Linked DNA regions of Homo sapiens: all the other regions are linked to region 1. A link is an interaction called in ENCODE POLR2A ChIA-PET data of the cell type or tissue named here. Cell type or tissue: CD4-positive, alpha-beta T cell. All regions are shown on one strand. Each heading gives the region's core, and the rest is flanking DNA. Links, peaks and the distances in the headings are about the cores only.

Region 1 (7,057 bases), core at 1,429-6,428:
GAGACCAGCCTGGCCAACATGGTGAAACCCTGTCTCTACTAAAAATACAAAAAATTAGCCGAGCGTGGTGGCAGGCGTCTGTAATCCCAGCTACCTGGGAGGCTGAGACAGGAGAATCACTTGAACCCGGGAGGCGGAGGTTGCAGTGAGCCAAGATTGCGCCATCGCACTCCAGCCTGGGGGACAATAGCAAGACTTCGTCTCAAAATAAATAAATAAATAAATAAAAAAGGAAATGCAATTCTCTGGCCTGGCCCACACATATTATATCAGAAACTGCAGTTTAACCTCCCCCCACCCCTGGAGAATTCTGCTTTTCGAATCAGGCCTTTCTCTTTTTCTGTCTGTCTTAAGTCTCAACATTGAGTAGCTGTGATTTTGGAATAGTCAGATGTGGGACACCCTTTCTTGCCAGGAAGCATCTGGCTCCTCAGTCAGCTTAGTCTGATTCTTGGCCTGGCCCAGGGAAAGAAATTCATGTTCTGGATTCTGAGCAATGCTCTCTTGTCCCAGGTGCCTGTTGGGCTCCTACTTACACCTCAAAACATAGCTTGAACATTGTCTCTTTTGTGAACTTTCTGTGACTCCTAGGTCAGAGAAGATGGTCTACTTGTGAGTTTGCAAAGCATGTGTACATGTCCTGCCAACCATTAGTGTTACAATTTCCTGACTGATCTCTGCCTGAGCAAGACTGGGACAACCTTGAGCGCAAGGGGGGTTTGGTTCCTCTTACCTCAGCCCCAGCTCCTTAAACACAATGCCTGGCACGTGGTAGGTATTTGATAAATATTTATTCAATGAAGGAACTGCCTGCAATGGCCTGGTAGACAGGAAAGCGGAATGAAAGCAGGTCAAAAGTGGCTGGGAGAAGATTTTCTAAATCCCGATGTTGGGCACAGGGACCCCTGAAGTTTTCTTTTGGAACCTTCCTATCTGTCTTGTTCTCCTCTCACCAGGCACATCCCTGCCCTCCAGAGCCCACTTAGTCACACACTACCTTTCAGGACTACCTTCCACATCAGCCAGGTGCAAACCCCACAATGACTTCTGCCATGGCTCCCAATGCTTGGCTGCAACTCTGAGGCCAATTTCAGTGAGAGTAAGGAGCTTATCCAATGGAAGTGTCACTAGGAGTGACAATGGCTGGCTTGAAGATTAGGGAAATAGTGTCTACATTTCAAAAGAGAAGACTGCTCCACAAGGAATGTACAGTTTTGATATGTGCAGGGCTCAGGTCTTCAGGGGATAAATAAGTTCCTAAATGCGCCATCAACAGGAATTTCCTTCAGGATAAATAGGAAAAGAACATTTAGGCTTTTTAATTAAAATTTTATTTTACATGTTTTTAAAATTCACAATAGATATTTTATCCTAAAATAAAGTAAAACCGAGAGGTGACAGCGTGCTGGCAGTCCTCACAGCCCTCGCTTGCTCTCCCCGCCTCCTCTGCCTGGGCTCCTACTTTGGCGGCACTTGAGGAGCCCTTCAGCCCACCGCTGCACTGTGGGAGCCCCTTTCTGGGCTGGCCAAGGCCGGAGCCCTCTCCTTCAGCTTGCGGGGAGGTGTGGAGGGAGAGGCGCGAGCGGGAACCGGGGCTGTGTGCCGCGCTTGCCGGCCAGCTGGAGTTCCGGGTGGGCGTGGGCTTGGCGGGCCCCGCACTCGGAGCAGCCGGCCAGCCCTGCTGGCCCCTGGCAATGAGGGACTTAGCACCCGGGCCAGCAGCTGCGGAGGGTGTACTGGGTCCCCCAGCAGTGCCAGCCCACCAGCGCTGCGCTCGATTTCTCACCGAGCCTTAGCTGCCTTCCCGCGGGGCAGGGCTGGGGACCTGCAGCCCGCCATGCCTAAGCCTCCCACCCACTCCAAGGGCTCCTGTGCGGCCCGAGCCTCCTCGACGAGCACCACCCCCTGCTCCACGGCGCCCAGTCCCATCGACCACCCAAGGGCTGAGGAATGCAAGCGCACCGTGCGGGACTGGTAGGCAGCTCCACCTGCAGCCCCGGTGCGGGATCCACTAAGTGAAGCCAGCTGGGCTCCTGAGTCTGGTGGGGACGTGGAGAGTCTTTATGTCTAGCTCAGGGATTGTAAACACACCAATCAGCACCTTGTGCCTAGCTCAGGGTTTGTGAGTGCACCAATCCACACTCTATCTAGCTGCTCTGGTGGGGCCTTGGAGAACCTTTATGTCTAGCTCAGGGATTGTAAATACACCAATCGGCACTCTGTATCTAGCTCAAGGTTTGTAAACACACCAATCAGCACCCTGTGTTTAGCTCAAGGTTTGTGAATGCACCAATCTACACTCTGTATCTAGCTGCTCTGGTGGGGCCTTGGAGAACCTTTGTGTCCATACTGTGTATCTAACTAATCTGATGGGGACTTGGAGAACCTTTGTGTCTAGCTCAGGGATTGCAAACGCACCAATCAGCACCCTGTCAAAACAGACCACTCGGCTCTACCAATCAGCAGGATGTGGGTGGGGCCAGATAAGAGAATAAAAGCAGGCTGCCCGAGCCAGCAGTGGCAACCCAGTCGGGTTCTCTTCCACACTGCTAAAGCTTTGTTCTTTTGCTCTGCAATAAATCTTGCTACTGCTCACTCTTTGGGTCCATAGTGCTTTTATGAGCTGTAACACTCACTGTGAAGGTCTACAGCTTCACTCCTGAAGCCAGCAAGACCAAAAGCCCACCGGGAGAAACAAACAACTCCAGACGTGCCGCCTTAAGAGCTATAACACTGACCGCAAAGCTCTGTAGCTTCACTCCTGAGCCAGCGAGACCACGAACCCACCAGAAGGAAAAAACTCCGGACACGTCCGAACATCAGAAGGAACAAACTCCAGACGCGCCACCTTAAGAGCTGTAACACTCACCGCGAGGGTCCACAGTTTCATTCTTGAAGTCAGTGAGATCAAGAACCCACCAATTCCGGACACAAAACTTGCTTAATTACAGAAAATATGAAAAGTATATAAAAGCAGGGTCTCACTCTGTCGTCCAGGCTGGAGTGCAGTGGTGTGATCACGGCTCACTGCGACCTCAAACTCCTGGTCTCACACGATCCTCCTGCCTCGCCTCCGAAAACTCTAGTTTTACAGATATGAACCATAGCGCTAGCTCTTACTGTCTTTCTTCAACACGTCCTCCCATCCTTCCCTCCTTTCTCCACTCTGCATTTGACCCCGGTGTATTCCAGCCTCCAGGCCAACACACGTGACCACGTCTGCCTGGGGCAGTTGAAGTAAAGGACGCGAGGCGGCGCTGTCACCGCATTCTGTGAACCGCAGCGCTCTGGGTCCCTCCCGCTGGTCTAGTATCATTTCAGTGAACGTCACTCTACATTTTTTGTGTGTGTGTGAGATGGAGTCTCTGTCGCCCAGGCTGGAGTGCAGTGGCGCGATCTCGGCTCCCTGCAAGCTCCGCCTCCCGCGTTCAAGCCATTTTTCTGCCTCAGCCTCCGAGTAGCTGGGACTACAGGCGCCTACGACCACACCCGGCTAATTTTTGTATTTCTAGTAGAGAAGGGGCTTCACCATGTTGGCCAAGCTGGTCTCGAACTCCTGACCTCAAGTGATCCGCCCGCCATGGTCTCCCAAAGTGCCGGGATTACAGACGTGAGCCACCGCGCTCGGCTGTCACTGCAGACTTTGATGGGGGCCACACTCGGGGTATAAATTAGGATCCTCACTGAAAGGGCGGGACCATGGAGGCTTTTTCTTGGCCCCTTAGTTGTGGGTTTTCCTCTGGGCGGCGAAGCCAGTTTCCATCAGAACTGCCCAGAGGCGGGCGCTGCCTTCCTGGGGTGACGCAGCAGCAGGAAGAGTTTCCGGATCCTGGAATCCGTGGGCGGCCCGTGGGAGGGGCTGAGGCTCATTTCTCTACTCACCTGTCTCCGAATCCGTCGTGGTGTTTCAAGCGAGTCAAGATTCCAGATCGCGCCCCAGGCTGGACTCGGAATTACTGCCCCGCGGGTCTGCATTTTCACAGCGGCAGGTGTGAGTTCCCCGCCGCTGGAGACCAGAAGCCTGAAGGCAGCTCCGCCCACCCCAGCCCACAGCGCCGTTATTCCGTTTCTATATCAGTAAACACTTGTCATTTTCCGTAGACCAGGGCGGGGTGACGGGTGATCCCAGTCCTCGCAGTGAACTCTGGGGCGCAGAATTCAAAACGCTTGCGGTCGCCGAGCGCAGCCCCGCCCTGGGTTATGTAAGTGACAGCGCTGGGCCGTTTCTCTTTTTTTTCCGGACCCCGCAGTGGCGCCTAAAGTCTGCAAGGAGGAGGTCGCCTCTGTGCTGTGGGTCCAGGAATCTAAGGCGAGTGCTGAGGGAGAAAATGTAGTTGATGGGGCAGAGCAGAAGGGGCTGTAGGTGGGTTGGAGGGGGAGGGGAACGGGCAGCCAGGCCTGGACCCTGGGGAGTGACTCACCCGGAGCCGAAGACCATCTCAGCTTTCCCTAGCCCAGAAAGGGTGGGACTGGCTTTATTTCTGCCTGCCATCACCTCAAAATGCCGTGGGACAAATCTTACATATTATTATTGTTATTTATTTATGTATTTTATTTTTTTTGAGACAGTCTTGGTCTGTCACCCAGACTGGAGTGCAGTGGCGCCATCTGGGCTCACTGCAACCCCCACCCCCCCGGGTTCAAGCAATTCTTCCTGCCTCAGCCTCCCAAGTAGCTGCGATTACAGGCACCCCCCACCACGCCCGGCTGATTTTTATATTTTTAGTAGAGACGGGGTTTTGCCATGTTGTCCAGGCTAGTCTCGAACTCCTGACCTTAGGTGATCCACCCGCCTCGGCCTCCCAAAGTGCTGGGATTACAGGTGTAAGCCACCGCGCCTGGCCGGGAAATATCTCTTACAGAAATAAAGGCAGTTGGCTGGGTGTGGTGGCTCACCTGTAATCCTAGCACTTTGGGAGGGTGAGGCAGGCAGATGGTTTGAGCCTAGGAGTTTAAGACCAGCCTGGGCAAAATGGTGAAACCCCTTCTCCACCAGAAATACAAAAAATTAGCCGGGTGAGGTGGCTCATGCCTGTAGTCCCAGCTACTCCGGAAGCTGAGGTGGGAGGATCACCTGAGCCTGGGGAGGTCGCGGCTGCAGTGAGCCATGATTAACCCACAACTGCACTCCGCCTGGGTGACAGAGTGAGGCCCTGTGTCAAAAAATAAGAAAGAAAGAAGAGAGAGAGAGAGGAAGGGAGGGAGGGAGGGAGTTGAGGTTCAGAATATGTAACAGTGTTTATTGCTATACTCCATTCAATGGACTATGGACTATTATGCAGTGATTTAAAAGTAGGAGTTTGGGCTCACACCTGTAATCTCAGCATTTGGGAGGCTGAGGTGGGCGGATCACTTGAGGTCAGGAGTTCGAAACCAGCCTGGTCAACATGGTGAAACCTCGTTTCTACTAAAAATACAAAAATTACCCTGGCATGGTGGCACACGCCTGTAATCTCAGTTACTTGGGAGGCTGAGGCAGGAGAATCACTTGAACTTGGGAGATGGAGGTTGCAGTGAGCTGAGATTGCATCACTGCACTCCAGCCTGGGGGACAAGAGCAAAACTCCGTCTCAAAAAAAAAAAAGATATTTCCCACCTTGGATTGCTGGGTCGGGGGGTGGTGGGTATTTTCATTCATAATTGTCAGATTACTTTCATAAACAATGGAAACAGTTTCAGGCTCCTCAGCTTCTCACCTCCAAAATGGGCCTTTTCCTGTATCATTAACAGTCCTCAATGTTCTGGCTAATCAACTGAGCGACTGTTTATAGATTTGCAGGCCATTTGGATTTACAATTAATCTTATTAATGAGGCTGAAATGTGAAGTTTATCTCAGCCTCAAAGAAGTAATTCAGCAAGGATCAGTGGTTTCACTTAACAGTCTGGCTCTGAGGCTGGCTGTGGCCCTGTTATCCATGGTGAGCACCATGGGAATGCAGGCAAGGGCTGTGAGAGGCTTGGAACAAGGCTCCACCCAGGAGAGATCTGGGTGGGCGTTGGTGACCAGTAGAACCTAGGTGTCCTGGGCCAGTGCCCTTGGAGACTAGTCTTCTTTACCCCAGGCATCTTCTTTATTCTGGAATGAGCCTGCCCATCCCTCAGGAAGACTGAAAGGAATTCGGTCAGAAGAATATTATTGACTTTTATCCAGACTTGATTTCAGTAGAGTTCTGGGACCTGCCATATCCTATGGGTGAGCTCTATCCAGGTCCCCTTCCCTGAATTACCTGTCCTCTCCCCACTGACTGGGATGACACCTAATTTTACAACCTGCTGTAGCATCTTTGCTCCCACTGTGACAGTAAACTCCTTGAGACTGGTGGCCATCTTGGGAAGTGATTAGATTCAGAAGAGGTTGAGAGGTTGGGGCCCCCATGATGGGATTAGTGTCCTTTTAAGAAAAAGAAGAGACTGGAGCTCCCACTCTCTTCACCACGTGAGGATATGGCAAGAAGGCAGCTGTCTGCCAGGCAGGAAGAGGGCCCTCACCAGGAACTGAATCTGCTGGTTCCCTAACCTCAGATTTCCAGGGTCCAGAATTGTGAGAAAGAAATGTCTGTTGTTAACCAATCCATCTGTGGTGTTTTGTTATGGCAGCACAAGCTGACTAAACAAGTGCCAAAACCAAACCAGTAACTCCCACTTTCTAGTCTCGGACCCAGTATTAAGGAATTCTGGTCACATAGTTTATTCATCCATTTAACAAATATTTAGTAAGTGCTTCTGTGCCAGGCATTTTTCTAGGCCTGGTGATCATTTAATCAAAAGAGACTAACACCTGCTCCCTGATGCTTACAATCTGAAAGACAATAAAGAAAAATATAGTAACAGTAGTGAATTATATGGATGTGTTCCAGCAATTGATTGCTGAGCAAAAAATAATCTTAACGCATACAAACGCCGGGCATGGTGGCTCACGCCTGTAATTCCAGCACTTTGGGAGGCTGAGGTGGGCAGATCACAAGGTCAAGAGTTCGAGACCAGCCTGGCCAGCATGATGAAACCCTGTTTCTACTAAAAATACAAAAATTAGCTGGGCGTGGTGGTAGGTGCCTG
Region 2 (7,390 bases), core at 870-5,869, 170 kb after region 1:
AACTCTTTTAGCAATGTCTTCTATTTTTTTCTCACATAACTACTTAGTCATTTCTTGATTATTTTATACATTCTATAGTAATTTCTTGATATGACAGATGAGGATTTAGCTCTTACACCATCACTACCTTCACTTTTCCCCCCATATTGTCCCAAAGTAGTTACCAGATTTAGGGGCTAAGTAGTCACCACATCATTATGAGTATGTACATATTGCTCATTGTTGAGAAAAACAGAGTATTATGCTCTTGCTTCCTGCCTTGTGCTTCCTTCTGCCCTAGAATTAATGATTGCCTAACCACCCTTCCCCCTTGTTTTTTTTTTTTAACTTTTGCTTTATCTTCAATGAACTACTTTCCAAATGCCCCAAATCTGGCCATAACCTATTATTATTTTTAAGAGAAGGGAATCTTACTATGGTGGCCAGGCTGGTCTGGAAATCTTGGGCTCAAGCCAACCTCTTTGCTTAGCCTCCTGAGTAGCTGGAACTACAGGCATGGGCCATTCCACCCAGCTAACCTATTAATATTTTTACTGTTTCTTTTTAAAGCCAGCTCCATAGCTGGAATATTTCCTGTGTTGGATCCTATTTGCTGGATCCATGTCATTCTCTGGTTTGTCTACTCCTTCATTTTGCTGGAGTATTTTCTCCAATAGTTTCCCAACAAAAGATACATGGAGGTAACCCCTGAGTCTTTGCTTGCCTAAAAATGTATTATTTTACCTTCACCCTTGATTATTTGGCTGAATATAGATTTATTCGTTGAAAATAACTTTCTTTCTGGAATTCTGAAGGCATGGTTCCATTGTTTTCAGCTTCTTTTTCGAGACAAGGTCTCTTCTGTCACCCAGGCTGGAGTGCAGTGGCACAATCACAACTCACTGCAGCCTCGAACTCGCAGGCTCAATTGATCCTTCCATCTCAGCTCCCTGAGTAGATGGGACTACAGGTGTGCGCCACAATGCCCAGCTAACTTTTGTATTTTTTGTAGAGATGGGGCTTCACCATGTTGCCCAAGCTGATCTCAAGGTATCTGCCTGTCTCTGCCTCCCAAAATGCTGAGCCACTGTATTACAGGCATGAGCCACTGTGCCTGGCCAGTTTTTCTTTTATTCTCTCTCTACTTTCTTCATTTCTCAAAGGCATCTCAAACTCAGTGGGCCCAAACCCAGGGCAAACTCCATCAGAATATCCTGCTACTTCTGACTTTAAAATATATCTTAAATCACAGTTTCTTACTACATGCAACCCTTTGGTTCAAACTACCATCATCCCTCACTTGAACTTAGAATTGGTTTTCCTGCTTCTGTATTTTTTTAAAACATAAAATATTTCAAATAAACCATGCGTGGCTTTATACTTTTTACTACATAAAAAGAATAAAGATCTGGGGTGGCTCAAGCCTATAATCCCAGCACTTTGGGAGGCCGAGGCAGGCGGATCACTTTAGGTCAGGAGTTTGAGACCAGCCTGACCAACATTGTGAAACCCCGTCTTCACCAAAAACACAAAATTAGCCAGGCGTCGTGGCACGTGCCTGTAGTCCCAGCTACATGGGAGCCTGAGGCAGGAGAATCATTTGAACCTGGGAAGTCAGAGGTTGCAGTGAGCTGAAGTTGTGCCATTGCACTCCGTCAGGGTAACAAGAGCGAAACTCTGTCAAAAAAAAAAAAAAGATATGAAGAGCTTATATACTTAAACATGAAATTGCTTTAAGTGTTTGCCATTCACTGTTCACATGCATGCCAGCAGCTTCTTACTGCAAACACCTGGGACTTGCTATAGAGCAGCTGGAGTACATTCTGCCCACACACAGGACAGGGAGCTGACAACCAAGGAGTGGGGGATCAATATGCCAGCTTTCTCCCCTCCGTTTCCCTGTATCTCAGCAGTATGGAGTTTGTTACCAGTGAGAACCTGCTCACTGGCTTTAAACTGGTTTTCTTACCTTCTCAGTTCCATTTCTCCGTACCTCAATTGATGATTTCTGGTAAGACCTAGAAAATAAACTGCTTTCACTGAAATTGCAGTCTTGGAACCTGCTTTGGGTTCCCCAAAAGACAGAAATATATTCATTTTCCCATCACTGGACTTCCAGGTTGTTTTCAATTTTTCACTGTTACAAACAAGGCTGCAACATTTGCGTGCAAACCTCTGGGTATACACGTAAGGAGCTTTCGGTATTTCCCACTAGTGAAACTTCTCAGTTGGAGGGTATGTGCATCTTCATCTTTAAGAAATACTACCAACATTTGAAAAGCCCGACAATGTCAAGGACTGGCAAGAGTCCCATATGCGATGGGTGTGGAATGGCAGCTCACTGTAGCAGGTGCTGGGGACTCAGTCAGGGTCTTGGAGAGGCACTTAATTATAGCAAGAATATTTCATAAGTGGTATCTGATATAGTCAAGATTAGTGGGGAGTAAAAACATGTTGCTTAGAAATAATTATCCAAAGATCTAAAGTCAACAAAAGTCTTTTTTTCTAATGTAAAAATATAAACTTTTTTTCAGAGGGAGGGGGAACAACTTAAAATAAACCAGAAAACACCTTCATATTAATCATTCTTCTCATATACTTGAAATTTGTACTTAATACATCCGAGAGAACGCCTGGATATTCTGGCAGAATTTTATATTTCTCCAAATCAATTTCTGGAAAAAACGTGTCACTTTCAAAGTCCTGCATGATCTTTGTCACAAATAGTTTAAGATGGCCTGGGCGACTCATGGCTTCCTTATAAACAGAACTGCCACCAACTATCCAAATCATGTCTACTCTATTTGCTAATTCTGGTTGTTAAGTAAGTTTTAAGATCTCAACCAGACTTCTGGCAAGAAAATGAGCTCGTTGTGGAGGTTCCTTGAGTTCTCTGCTGAGAACTAAATTAATTCTATCCTTTGAAGGTCGATTCTTCCCAGGAATGGAGAACCAGGTCTTCCTACACAAAATCACCAGATTCTGTTTACCTTCTACTGAAGAGATTGTGTCATTCTCTGGAAATACCTAAATTCATTCCTGAGCGGCGGTCAGGGCAGGTCCCCGTTCTTGCCGATGCCCATGTTCTGAGACACAGCGACGATGCAGTTTAGCAAACGAACCATGACAGCAGCGGTGAGCTCCTCCAAGCCCGCTCGCTACACCAGGACGCGCGGCCAAGATTGGCCGGAAGGTTTTTACTTGGAAACTGGAGGATGAGCCATGACATCCCTCTCTCCACCTCAAAGCTCGTCCTGGGCATCCACCTCCAGGGAGCAGAAGCAGCGCAGCAGCGCCACCTGGTGGTCGATGCGCTTCCTTTGCAGATCACGCACAGCCCTGAGATCCACCTCTCCTTCCTACGCACCACGCATTTCTTCACTGGACACCAGCCTGCGTCAATCTTCCTGTAAAGCAAAAGAAGCGTGAGGTTGGTGGGGGAGGAATGGTGTTATCTCCACCTTTGGCGAGATCCATGTCACCGTGTTCAGGGGAAGGGCCAGGCCTTACTCCCCATGCAGAGAGGAGGCTCTGGCCGTGAAGGCGCCTGTGGAGAGGTGAGGACCCGCTCCCTCTACACTGATGGCCAAGAGCCTGCAGATGGCAGGGAAGGCTTCCCTTCAGCTGTGTCCTATCAGGTTCTTCCAGGAGTCCAGGAGTAGACCTGCATATTGCCTCTGGTGATGTGAGCTGCATGCACACCTAGAAGTGAGGTCACCCCTTCTGGGGGTCCTGGGGCTGCTGGTTGTCCTGGGTGCTCAGAGGGAAGATGGGGAGGGGGCTTCGTGCAAAACAGTAACCATACTCTATAAATTATTTTTTCATTAGCCTTTGTGTCATAAAATAAAATCTAGGACTCCAAAAGGAAAAAAAGAAGGTCTAAAATTTGTGTCCTTTAATAAAAAGTAAACACCCATTAACCACCAAGGATAGACGTTTGCGGAGCAAACCAGAAGCCCCATCATTTGCCCCAGCTCAGCAATAAACTCTTTCCTCCCCCAAATAAAAATACATCCTGACTTTTACGATCATAACTTCTTTGTTCTATTTTATATTTTTATCATCCAAAACTATGATTTAGTTTTACCTTTAGAAATATGCTTTTGTTCTCTTTTATTCTATAGATTCTTTCTTGAAATTTATATTGTGTGGTAGAACTTCCCATAGTGTGCATTTTGCTGATTGCTCCCCAAGCCATTGTTTGAATATGTGTTTTTATTATCTGTATTGCCTCTAAATTGGTAATTGGCTATGGAGGTTAGCTTCTATTCAGGCTTGATTTCTTTCTCACTTGTATTTGTTTGATGGTGCTGTATTGTGTTCTTCCATCAAGAGGAAGAACCTCACATTAGTTTTTTTTATTGTGTTGTTAATCGCCATTGCTGTTCAATGGTTAAATCTGTTAATTCTTGATGGGTTGCAAAAGAGTTATTATAGTCTCAGTCTCTCATTCCTTCCTCATTTATTATCTGAATAATTTCTAAGTAAGAGATTCACCCTCCTGTACTGTTTGTTTACTACTAGAAACTTGCTTTTTGAGAGACTAAGCCAAGCATCTACTCACCTATGACCCAGCAATAGCAGTCTTAGTTATCAACCAATAGAAATGCATGTATGTGTGTGCCAAAATATATGAAAATATTATTCATAGCATCACGATTTGTAAAATCTGGATATAACACAATTGTCTATCAACAGCAAAGGGACAAGAAATGTGAGCTATTTATAAAGTGGAGCATTGGACAGCCATGGGAGTGAATAGGCTATGACCACACACAGCAGGATGATGAGACCCAGGAGCATGATGGTGACTGTATAATGCCATTCAACTGGAACTGGCAGAACTTATCTGTGTTAGAAATCAGGAGTGGCTACTCTAGGGTTGGGGAGGGTGGTTTGTGACTGAGTAAGATCCAGTGATGTTTCTGGGAGGCTGTGATTGGTGTACTTTGATGTGGGTGTTGTTTACCTGAGTGTTCACTATGTGAAACTCCACTGCCCACTTGTGGATTGTCCTTCTTTCTCCACGCATGCTGTCCTTCACTCAAATATACTTTGCTGATGTTTTGAAGCAATTCTATCTACGCTAAGAAGAATCGCTCCTACTGCACATCCTTGGAAATGCTGGATTGAAAAAATTAGTGCAATTGTTTTTAATTCCAGGAAACAAATACATATAAAGAGGAAAATCTACAACAAGAGCAGTAGGTTTGGGAGCTGACACCAGAACAGCTTTGGAAATGGCTCTCGAGCCAGGAACTAGGGATCAAACCCAAACAAACCCATAGGAGGTGGGGGGTGTGAAATGATGTCCAATAGCGCATGAATGAACGAGTCATGGGCAGTCGCTCATGGCTTGGCTGGCCAGTCACAAACGAGGAAAATAGAGTTGGAAAACTGGGAGGTAGAGGAGAGAGGTACGCATAGACCTCTTGCTATAGGCCGAGTGTGTGACGATAGTGGTTGTGTGTGGATGCCTACCAGAGGGTCTTTAAGGGGATGGGGCTCCCTGTAACCAGGTGGGTGAGATGGCTTGATGGACGATGCCACTCAGCCACACAGGCCTTGCTCATGGAGTCCCTGCACAAAGTGGCCATGGTGGCTGTGATGGACACTACATGGGCACAGCAATTGCGTCGCCACTCACCAAGGCTGAGCTGGCAGCTGCCACTGCTGAGGGCCCAGCCCACCAAAAGCAGCTGTTTTTTTGACGGAGAAATAAAACAGGCAGTGGTAATTAAGAATAAAATAACATTATGATAGATAAATATGCCACTAAAGATATAGTAGAGGTTTAAATAATTTTGAGACTATGAACAAGATTATGGCAATGGGGAGAACTTACTACAAGTAAAGAAGTTAAAACAGTTGTAAAACTTTTTTTCCGTTCAGGCATATCCAGACTGTTTTACACATAAGTTCTACCAAAACTTTGAAGAAGGTTACTGAACTTATACGTAATATTCAAGAGAATGAGGAAACATAGAGAAAGCCAGTAAACTCATTATTGTTTATGTATAAATAACATTGATTCTAAAGCCAGCTAGGGAATACATAAGAGAAAAGCATGATAAGATAATCACTTCTAAGCAATTAGAGGTAAAAATACTGAGAAAAATAATACTAGATTGTGTCCACCAATGAGCTATAAATAAATTAAATATCCTGCCCAGGTTATTCATCCCCAGAATACAAGAATATTTAAACTTCAAATCTGTAATGCATTTTACCACTTAATTAAAGAATAAAAGACGGAGATAATGACATTTTATTAGATGCAGAAATTACTGCAGATGAAATTCAACACTCCATCTCACCCACATTTCTTCAGTTATCTCCACTTCTAAGAACTTGTGATCAGTACTCGCTTTGGCAGCACATATATTAAAATAGGAATGATACAGAGAAGATCAGCACGGCCCCTGCACAAGGGTGACATGCAAATTCATGAAGCATTCCATATTTTTAAACTCTCAATAAACTAGGTATTGAAGGAACATACCTCAAAATAATAAAAGTCATCTATGACAAACCCACAACCAATATCATACTGAATGGGCAAAAGCTGGAAGCATCCCCCTTTAACACCAGCACAAGGCGAGGATGCCTTCTCTCACTATTCCTGTTCAACATAGTATTGGAAGTTCTGGCCAGGACAATCAGGTAAGAGAAAGAAAGGATATTCAAATAGGAAGAGAGGAAGTCAAATTGTCTTTGTTTGCAAGTGACATGATCCTATATCTAGAAAACCCTATTGTTTCGGCTGAAAAGCTTCTTAAGCTGAAAGGCAACTTCAGTTAAGTCTCAGGGTACAAAATCAGTGTGCAGAAGCCATAAGCATTCCTATACACCAACAATAGACAAGCAGAGTCAAATCGTGAATAAACTTCTATTCACAATTGCTACAAACAGAATAAGATGCCTAGGAATACAGCTCACAAGGGAATTGAAGGATCTCTTCAAGGAGAACTACAAACCGCTTCTTAAGTAACTCAGAGAGGACACAGACAAATGGAAAAACACTCCATGCTCAGGGATAGAAAGAATCAATATTGTGAAAACGGTCATACTGCCCGAAGTAATTTATAGATTCAGTGCTATTCTCATTGAACTACCATTGACATTTCTCACAGAATTAGAAGAAACTATTTTAAAATTCATATAGATGATTGACATTAAAGGTAAAATTAAAATTAATATATAAAATAAAGCTCAAAATTTTCAAGCCATTTGGAGCTTGTCTTGAGCTAATGAGATTAAGCTCATGTCCTCAAGAAAAATGTTTTACTCTGCTGTTTTTAAGGGTGCTTCTATAGAAAGAGTTTGAGAATCATTAATATGGATTATAGAAAATTAATCATGCTTCATTTAAAAATAAATGTATTTAATCCTAAAGATAGCTTTACTTAAA
Region 3 (7,390 bases), core at 1,209-6,208, 100 kb before region 1:
CCTTTCCCTGAGACCAGGAAGCAGTTTTCTTCTGGTCTCCCTTGACCAGAAGGGGTGTGATAAAGTGAACAACGTCTCAACCACACCACTACCATAAATACAAGTTTTCATAGGATTTATTCATTTCTTCGGTGTTCCTGTTACAGCTGGTGGCACCATGTTCCGGCAGAATCAGTCAGATCAGTGCAGTCCCATGCTGTGTGTCCGTGCCACTGGTCTGGCTTAATTCAGGGATGAATTCTAGTGTACATGAAACAGACGGCACACATATTCTTCCATCAAACTGACAGAAGAAGTCTCTCTCCACCCATCTTTTGATATGTAGAGCATGACTGTGAGTTCAGTGTTATTATACACTTGATGTCACAGCCATTTTGAAGCTGCTGATTAAAAGTAGGTTATGGCTGGGCGTGGTGGCTCATGCCTGCAATCTCTTAGGGAGGCTGAGGTGGGAGAATCACTTGAGCCCAGGAGATCAGCCTGGGTAACATACCAGACCCTGTCTCTATTAAAGAAAATTAAGAAAATAAAATTAAAATAGGTTACAACAGAATACTCATGGCCAGAACATACCTGTCTTCATGTTCCCCTGCAGGGAACAATGACTAAACAGCTCATGATTCTTGTCCCTTGAGCCCCGCTTTTCTAGATTCCATAAAGGCCACCCTCTTCTGCATCCACATTCTTTCTTCAGTTGGCGCCTAGTACCATGGATTTGATTTTTGCTTCCTTAGGTCTAGTCTTTATCCATGCATACTTCCCCTTGGCTCCCTTTGATTGGATTTATTTACTCCCCAATTTCCTTAGCACCATCTACAGTGTCTTTTCCAGTTAGTGCCTCTCATTCACTGTGCACAGACTCCCCACAACTTTCATTCGTAGGTGATTAACTTTCATGTAATGTCCTAGGAAACCCTTTACTAGCTGTGTGACTTTAGGCAAATTACTTAACCTCTCTGAGCCATATTTTCATCATTTATAAAGCTCATAATGCCTACCTTGGAAGGATGTTTGGAATTAAAGTAAGTTAGAGGCTGGGTGCAGTGGCTCACACCTGTAATCCTAGCACTTTTGGAGGCCAAGGTGGTCAGATCACCTGAGATCAGGAGTTCTAGACCAGCCTGGTCAACATGGTGAGACCCCCGTCTCTTCTAAAAATACAAAAATTAGGCTGGGCACGGTGGCTTACACCTGTAATCCCAACATTTTGGGAGGCTGAGGTGGGCTGATCACCTGAAGTCAGGAGTTCAAGACCAGCCTGGCCAGCATGGTGAAACCCCATCTCTACCAAAAATACAAAAATTAGTTGGGCATGATGGCGGGTGCCTGTAATCCCAGCTATGCAGGAGTCTGAGGCAGGAGAATCGCTTGAACTTGGGAGGCGTATGTTGCAGTGAGCCGAGATCGCACCACTGCACTCTAGACTAGGTGACAGAGCGAGTCTCAAAAAAAAAAAAAAAAAAAAAATTAGCCGGGGGCGTATTCCCAGCTACTCAGGAGGCTAAGGCAGGAGAATCCTTTGAAGCCAGCAGGTGGAGGTTGCAGTCAGCCAAGATCGTGCCACTGCACTCCAGCCTGGGGGACAGAGTGACACTCTGTCACTCAAAAAATAACATAAAATAAATTATAATAATAATGGTAACAACAGCAAATTGTTATTGAGTTCTTATCGTGCCAGACACGATGCTAAGAATTTCGTATACAAATATTTGGTTGAGTCATCTCAACAAGCCTATCACATGGGAACTCTGACTATCCCCACTTTACAGATAAGGAAGATGAGGCTTAGAGAGCTTAGTGCTGGGCCCATTAGTTACAGTAGTTATAATTATTCAATGTCCTTCAATGTCATGAGAAAGTCACCATCAGCCTGGGAGTTCAGTGGGAGGGTCAGGAAAGACTTGAACAATGAGTTGTTTGCAGATGAATGGGCTTTTGTGTTTGTTTTGTTTTTATTATAAACCCAGTACTATACAGGTCTTTGTAAAAGTACAAAGTACAAAGTTGAAAAGTCCTGAAAAGCTTCTACCACCAAGGAATAACCGCCGAAATAATATCTCATCAGAACTTTCTCCATGAATACACTTTTTAAAAATTATCACCAGCAGTTTCATGGAACACGAATACTCTGTTTAAAAAAGAGATAAGCTTTTATGTCTATATTACTTTATTTTTTCTGAGTACTATTTTTTCCCCTGATTTTCACCGAAAGGGTTGCTCTCTATGTTGTTGTTTCAGCCCTTCCAGTAGTTTAAAACATGCATCTTTAGTTCTAGTCTAATTCATGATTTCCCTTACATCTATTTAAAGTTATAATTTTATTTAACATCAAAGGTTATTCAGTAGCTTTAGTCTTTCCCCTGAACCAAACACATTTATTTATTTATTTATTTATTTATTTATTTTTGGAATTGGAGTCTCACTCTGTCACCCAGGCTGGAGTGCAGTAGTGCGATCTCAGCTCACTGCAACCTCTGCCTCTGGGGTTCAAGTGATTCTCGTGCCTCAGCTTTCCGAGTAGCTAGGATTACAGTTGCCCGCCACTACGCCCAGCTAATTTTTATATTTTTAGTAGAGATGGGGTTTTGCCATATTGACCAGGCTGGTCTTGAATTCCTGATCTCAAGTGATCCGCCCGCCTCGGCCTCCCAAAGTGCTGGGATTACAGCCATGAGCCACTGCGTCTGGCCACCAAATACATTTTAACTTCTTTCCTCTTTCCATTCCTCTTACTGTACCCTTCTAGGATTCCCTGGGTTTTGTTAAAAGCTTCTGGAACTGGAATGTAGCAAATGAATGTTCCATTTAACAGGCAGAGAAAGAGGAGGTGGGCAAATCACAGAACCAAAGTGCAGAGTGGTGAAGAGCTCCAGTTGCATGCAGGGTGGGGTGGCTGCCAGGGCCCTGGTGCCTTCAGTCATTAGTTCTGCAAATGTTCATGAGTTCCACCAGTGGTGTCTGCCCAGCAGAGAGCAGGAGCAGGGGTGAGGGTGAGGACAAGAGACAGACAGAGCCTGGAGGGGCAGTCAGCTGCACAGGAACGACCTTCTGTGCAAGCTGCAGGCTCTGCACCCAGCCAGTACCTGAGCAGGGTAGAGGTCTGATGAACTGACTTATAGGATGGGCTGGAGGACGCAGAGCCTGTGGGTATGAGGCCAGTTAGGAGAGTGCTGTCACCACCCAGGCAGGAGGCCATGAACATCCCCATATGAGAAAGAAGGGCATAAACAGGAAACAAATTTAACAATTAAATAAAAGCACCTCCCTCATGCAGGAAACTCGCCCTGTGCCAGGCCCTGCAGAACCATCTGCAGAGTCATTTCCTCTCTTGGCAACTTGGCAGCCCCTAGCAAACACAATGCATCTTGGCTTGCCATCAGTGCAACCCTTGTTCTTCAGATACAGGTAAAATGCCAAATCCCTAAGAAGGCCTAGAAGGCTCTGCAGTGTCAGCACCAGCACCCCCACCCCTTGGCCCCTCTCTGTGGTCACTTTCTTGGGTCCTGCAGATGCTCCAGGCTCCACTCAAATTCTATTGGATTAAGGCTCACCCTAATGACCTCATTTTAACTTGATGACCTCTATAAAGACCCTATTTCCTAATCAGATCACATTCTGAGGTACCAGGGATTAAGATTTCAGCGTATCTTTTGGGGGTGGGGGACACATGGTCACATCCTGAATGACTATAGCTCAAACAGGTCTTTGTTAGGTGAAAATAACAGGTGGAAAAATCACTGAGCACTTCACCTTATCTCAAACTTATGACTTCAAAATCTCTACAGTGGACTGGTTTCCCAGCTGACCTCACCTTACGTGGAGTGTTGCCCAATTCACACTCTCCAGCCTTCCCCACACTGACTTTAACTTCCACATATTCCTTCACTTCATTCCTGCATAAACCTGGGTATGGTCCCTTCATTGTCTCTCAGTGATGTGGAAAGTTTTCATGATGAGTCTACCCTGCTCTCTCTAATGCAAGTAGGATACAACAAACAGCATGTTAAGTTAGCAAATTTGACATTAACGTCTATCTTAAAAAGTGGCCAACTATGGGCCAGGCACAGTGGATCACACTTGTAATCCCAGCATTTTGGGAGGCTGAGATGGGCAGATGGCTTCAGCCCAGGAGTTTGAGACCAGCCTGGGCAACATGGTGAAACCCTGTCTCTATTTAAAAAAAAAAAAAAAAAAATTAGCCAGGCATGGTGGTGCACTTGTAGTCCTAGCTACTTGGGAGGCTGAGGTGGGAGGATTGCTTGAGCCTGGGAGGTTGAGGTTGCACTAAGCCAAGATGGCACCACTGCACTCCAGCCTGGCAACACAGCAAGACTCTGTCTCAAACTAACAAACAAACAAACAAAAAAGTGGCCAACAGAGGAGGTAGTAGTTTTGTCACTAGCTGTCATGTGGAACCCCAGGACCTAGCCTTTGGTTTCAAATACTGTTTTTCATTTATAGAAACTAGGACCCCTTAGAATGCAAGGCTTAGGTGACAACTGATTCCATGTCTCAGAGAAGGAAAGAATCAGGACAGGACTTGAATGTTCTGTTGTTGCCATAGAGCAAGGATGACTTCAAGAATGTGAAGGACAGGCTGGGCACGTGGCTCATGCCTGTAATCCCAGCACTTTGGGAGGCCAAGACGGACAGATCACTTGAGCAGAGGGGTTCAAGACCAGCCTGGGCAACGTGGCGAAACCCCATCTCTACAAAAAATACAAAAAGTAGCTGGGCATGGTGATGCATGCCTGTAGTCCCAGCTATGTGGGAGGCTGAAATGGGAGGATCATCTGATGCTGGGAAGGTCAAGACTGCAGTGAGCTGTGACTGTGCCACTCCAATCTGGGCAACAGTGAGACCCTGTCGCAAAAAAGAAAGAAAAGAAAGAAAGAGAGAGAGAGAGAAGGAAGGAAGGAAAGAAGGAAGGAAGGAGGGAAGGAAGGAAGGAAAGTAAGTCAAGGACAGTGCTTAAAAAGACAAAGGAGCCAATTTCAAAGAGCTCCCATTGTTCAAGTTGACAGTCGGGCATGAAAGAAAGAAGATGGGAGGAGGAATGATAATTATGGTTAATTGAAGTAAATTGAATCTGTGGCAGGCCATGAAATCACGATAATAACAGATAAAAATTCACATAAAGGGCACAAAAGATGACTGTAATAGAGAAGAATTGAGTTTTAAAATTTTATTTTAATAAAAAGGGAACTATTCATTTTGTCTCTTCTATTAATTATGTGTCTGTTTATAAAGCAAAGATAGGTGCTTGCTTTTGTCTGTGTAAGCAGAAAACCCACAGAGAATGCTGAGAAAGCCAAGTAGCCCTGTTATAGTAGGCAGCTAGTCAGGCACGAGCAGAGCAGGAGAGGGCTTCCTACCACACACACCCACCAGGAATGCCAGGCGAGCATCAGGTGATGGCCAGGCGGTTATTAACTGTTTCTCTAAAATAATAACTGGTAGCAGCTGGCGCCAGGGACAGGCAGATCCCAATAGATAGAAAAAACCTGAAACTGGTGATCAGCAGCTTCCTGATAAGATCTCAGGAGTTGGGCGAGTGGACTCAAGCATGCTCACTAAGAGGCAAAACTGTGGAGTTTAACTGGTGTATGTCCTTCCTCTACGAATTTTAGACTGGCAAGGGAAGAACGCCTCAAGTGAGCATGCGTACAACTCCAGTAAACACACTGTGCATGCCGCCCTTTCCAAGGGCTAGCAGACCACTGCACATATGGACAGCCCAGCCCAAGGGAAGAATCAAGGGAGAAGGAACACCAAGACCCCCGAAGCATGCAATGTATAAAACCTCAAGTCAGGCCGGGTGCAGTGGCACACCTGTAATCCCAGCACTTTGGGAGGCCAAGGTGGGCAGATCACCTGAGATTAGGAGTTTGAGATCAGCCTGGCCAACATGGTGAAACCCCGTCTCTACTAAAAATACAAAAATTAGCCAGGCTTGGTGGTGCACACCTGTAATCCCAGCTACTTGGGAGGCTGAGGCAGGAGAATCGCTTGAACCCGGGAGGCGGAGGTTGCAGTGAGCCAAGATTGCACCACTGTACTCCAGCCTGGGTGACAGGGAGAGACTCCATCTCAAAAAAAAAAAAAACAAAAAACAAACAAAAAAAGACCCAAGTCAAAAGATCAAACCACATACTTGATCTCTAAAGTCGTCCACTTGGCCCTCTTCCAAATGTACTTTCCTTCCTGCTCTAAAGCCTTTTAATAAACTTTCACTCCTGCTCTAAAACTTGCCTCGTTGTCTCCTGCCTTATGCCCCTCAGTCAAATTCTTTCTTCTGAGGAGGTAAGAATTGAGGTTGCTGCAGACACCTACGGATTCACCGCCAGTAACAGCCCTGCTGTAAATATGAATGTTAGCAGAAATAAGAACGTCTGACATGAGATGATGTCAGAGGCAATAATGAAAGAGAAGGGAGTTTCAATAGTAGGTACCAAGACAATAAATTAACCAAAAATATCACTAAAAAGAAGAGCTAACCAAGTCAACCCAATTCTTCATCTTCTAGAATATTGAATATTTAAATTGCCCTACTAGTTATAATAAAATACAAATAAGATATGCATAAGATTTAATACTGCTAACAGATCAAGTCAGTATATCATAATGAGAGAAAAATTCATTATGTAATAATGGTCAAGAGATTATTGAAGTGTGTTATATTAGGGGGAGAAAATATGTTGTGAGATTCTTGTTTGTTTTTTTGTTTTTGTTTTTTGATACGAAGTCTCGCTCTGTCACCCAGGTTGGAGTGCAATGGAGTGATCTCGGCTCACTGCAACCTCCGCCTCCTGGGTTCAAGCGATTCTCATGCCTCAACCTTCCGACTAGCTGGGATTACAGGCATGTGCCACCACGCCCGGCTAATTTTTGTTTTTTCAGTAGAGACAGGGTTTTGCCATGTTGGCCGGACTGGTCTTGAACTCCTGACCTCAGGTGATCCATTCTCCTCAGCCTACCAAAGTGCTGGGATTACAGGTGTGAGCCACCGTGCTTGGCCCGCAAAATTCTAAAATTTATGTAAAAGATGTGTACCTAACTAAAAGCAGTTATATTCCTCAGTGAGATATAATTTCACACCCACTAGGCTGGCTATAGTAAAAAGAGAGATAATAAGTGTTGGCAAGGGTGTGGAAAAATTGGCACTCTCATGCACAGCTGTTGGACAGTGAAATGGTACAGCACTTTGGAAAATAGTCTGACCATTCCTCCAAAGGTTGAACATGGAGTTACTGTATGACTCAGCAATCCTACTTCTAGGTTTATAGCCCAGAAAAATGAAAATCTATGTCTACACAAGAACTTGTTCACAAATGTTCATAGCAGCATTATTCATAATAGCCAAACAACAACGACAACAACAACAACAATA

Evidence for each region. ChIA-PET counts read pairs that join two places held together with the same protein. Peaks named below come from ENCODE experiments on the same cell type or tissue, not always from the same donor. Only the 100,000 strongest peaks of a DNase experiment are listed, where the experiment ranks them.
Region 2: POLR2A ChIA-PET joins it to region 1 with 101 read pairs; 25 of 35 experiments call an interaction of 5 or more read pairs at or near these places.
Region 3: POLR2A ChIA-PET joins it to region 1 with 12 read pairs; 5 of 35 experiments call an interaction of 5 or more read pairs at or near these places.

What each region holds. Positions count from the first base shown.
Region 1 is chr6:31,193,892-31,200,948 of GRCh38, forward strand. It overlaps HCG27 (HLA complex group 27), which reads left to right and starts at 3,869. Exons shown (of 2, transcript NR_026791.1): 1 at 3,869-3,991. RefSeq lists enhancers at 1,712-2,594, 4,732-5,615, 5,616-6,498. In CD4-positive, alpha-beta T cell, for the core only: a CTCF peak has its summit at 3,208; DNase peaks (open chromatin) are centred at 3,290, 4,110 and 5,080; H3K4me3 peaks cover 3,529 bases; H3K27ac peaks cover 3,677 bases.
Region 2 is chr6:31,363,795-31,371,184 of GRCh38, forward strand. It overlaps the pseudogene DHFRP2 and the pseudogene RNU6-283P. Among named protein-coding and RNA genes, the nearest start is that of HLA-B, 10 kb to the left of the region's middle. In CD4-positive, alpha-beta T cell, for the core only: CTCF peaks have their summits at 3,291 (motif pointing left) and 3,497; a DNase peak (open chromatin) is centred at 3,277; H3K4me3 peaks cover 785 bases.
Region 3 is chr6:31,091,479-31,098,868 of GRCh38, forward strand. No RefSeq gene overlaps it. Among named protein-coding and RNA genes, the nearest start is that of C6orf15, 17 kb to the right of the region's middle. In CD4-positive, alpha-beta T cell, for the core only: no CTCF peak of the experiment used is centred there; DNase peaks (open chromatin) are centred at 3,183 and 6,193; H3K27ac peaks cover 1,304 bases.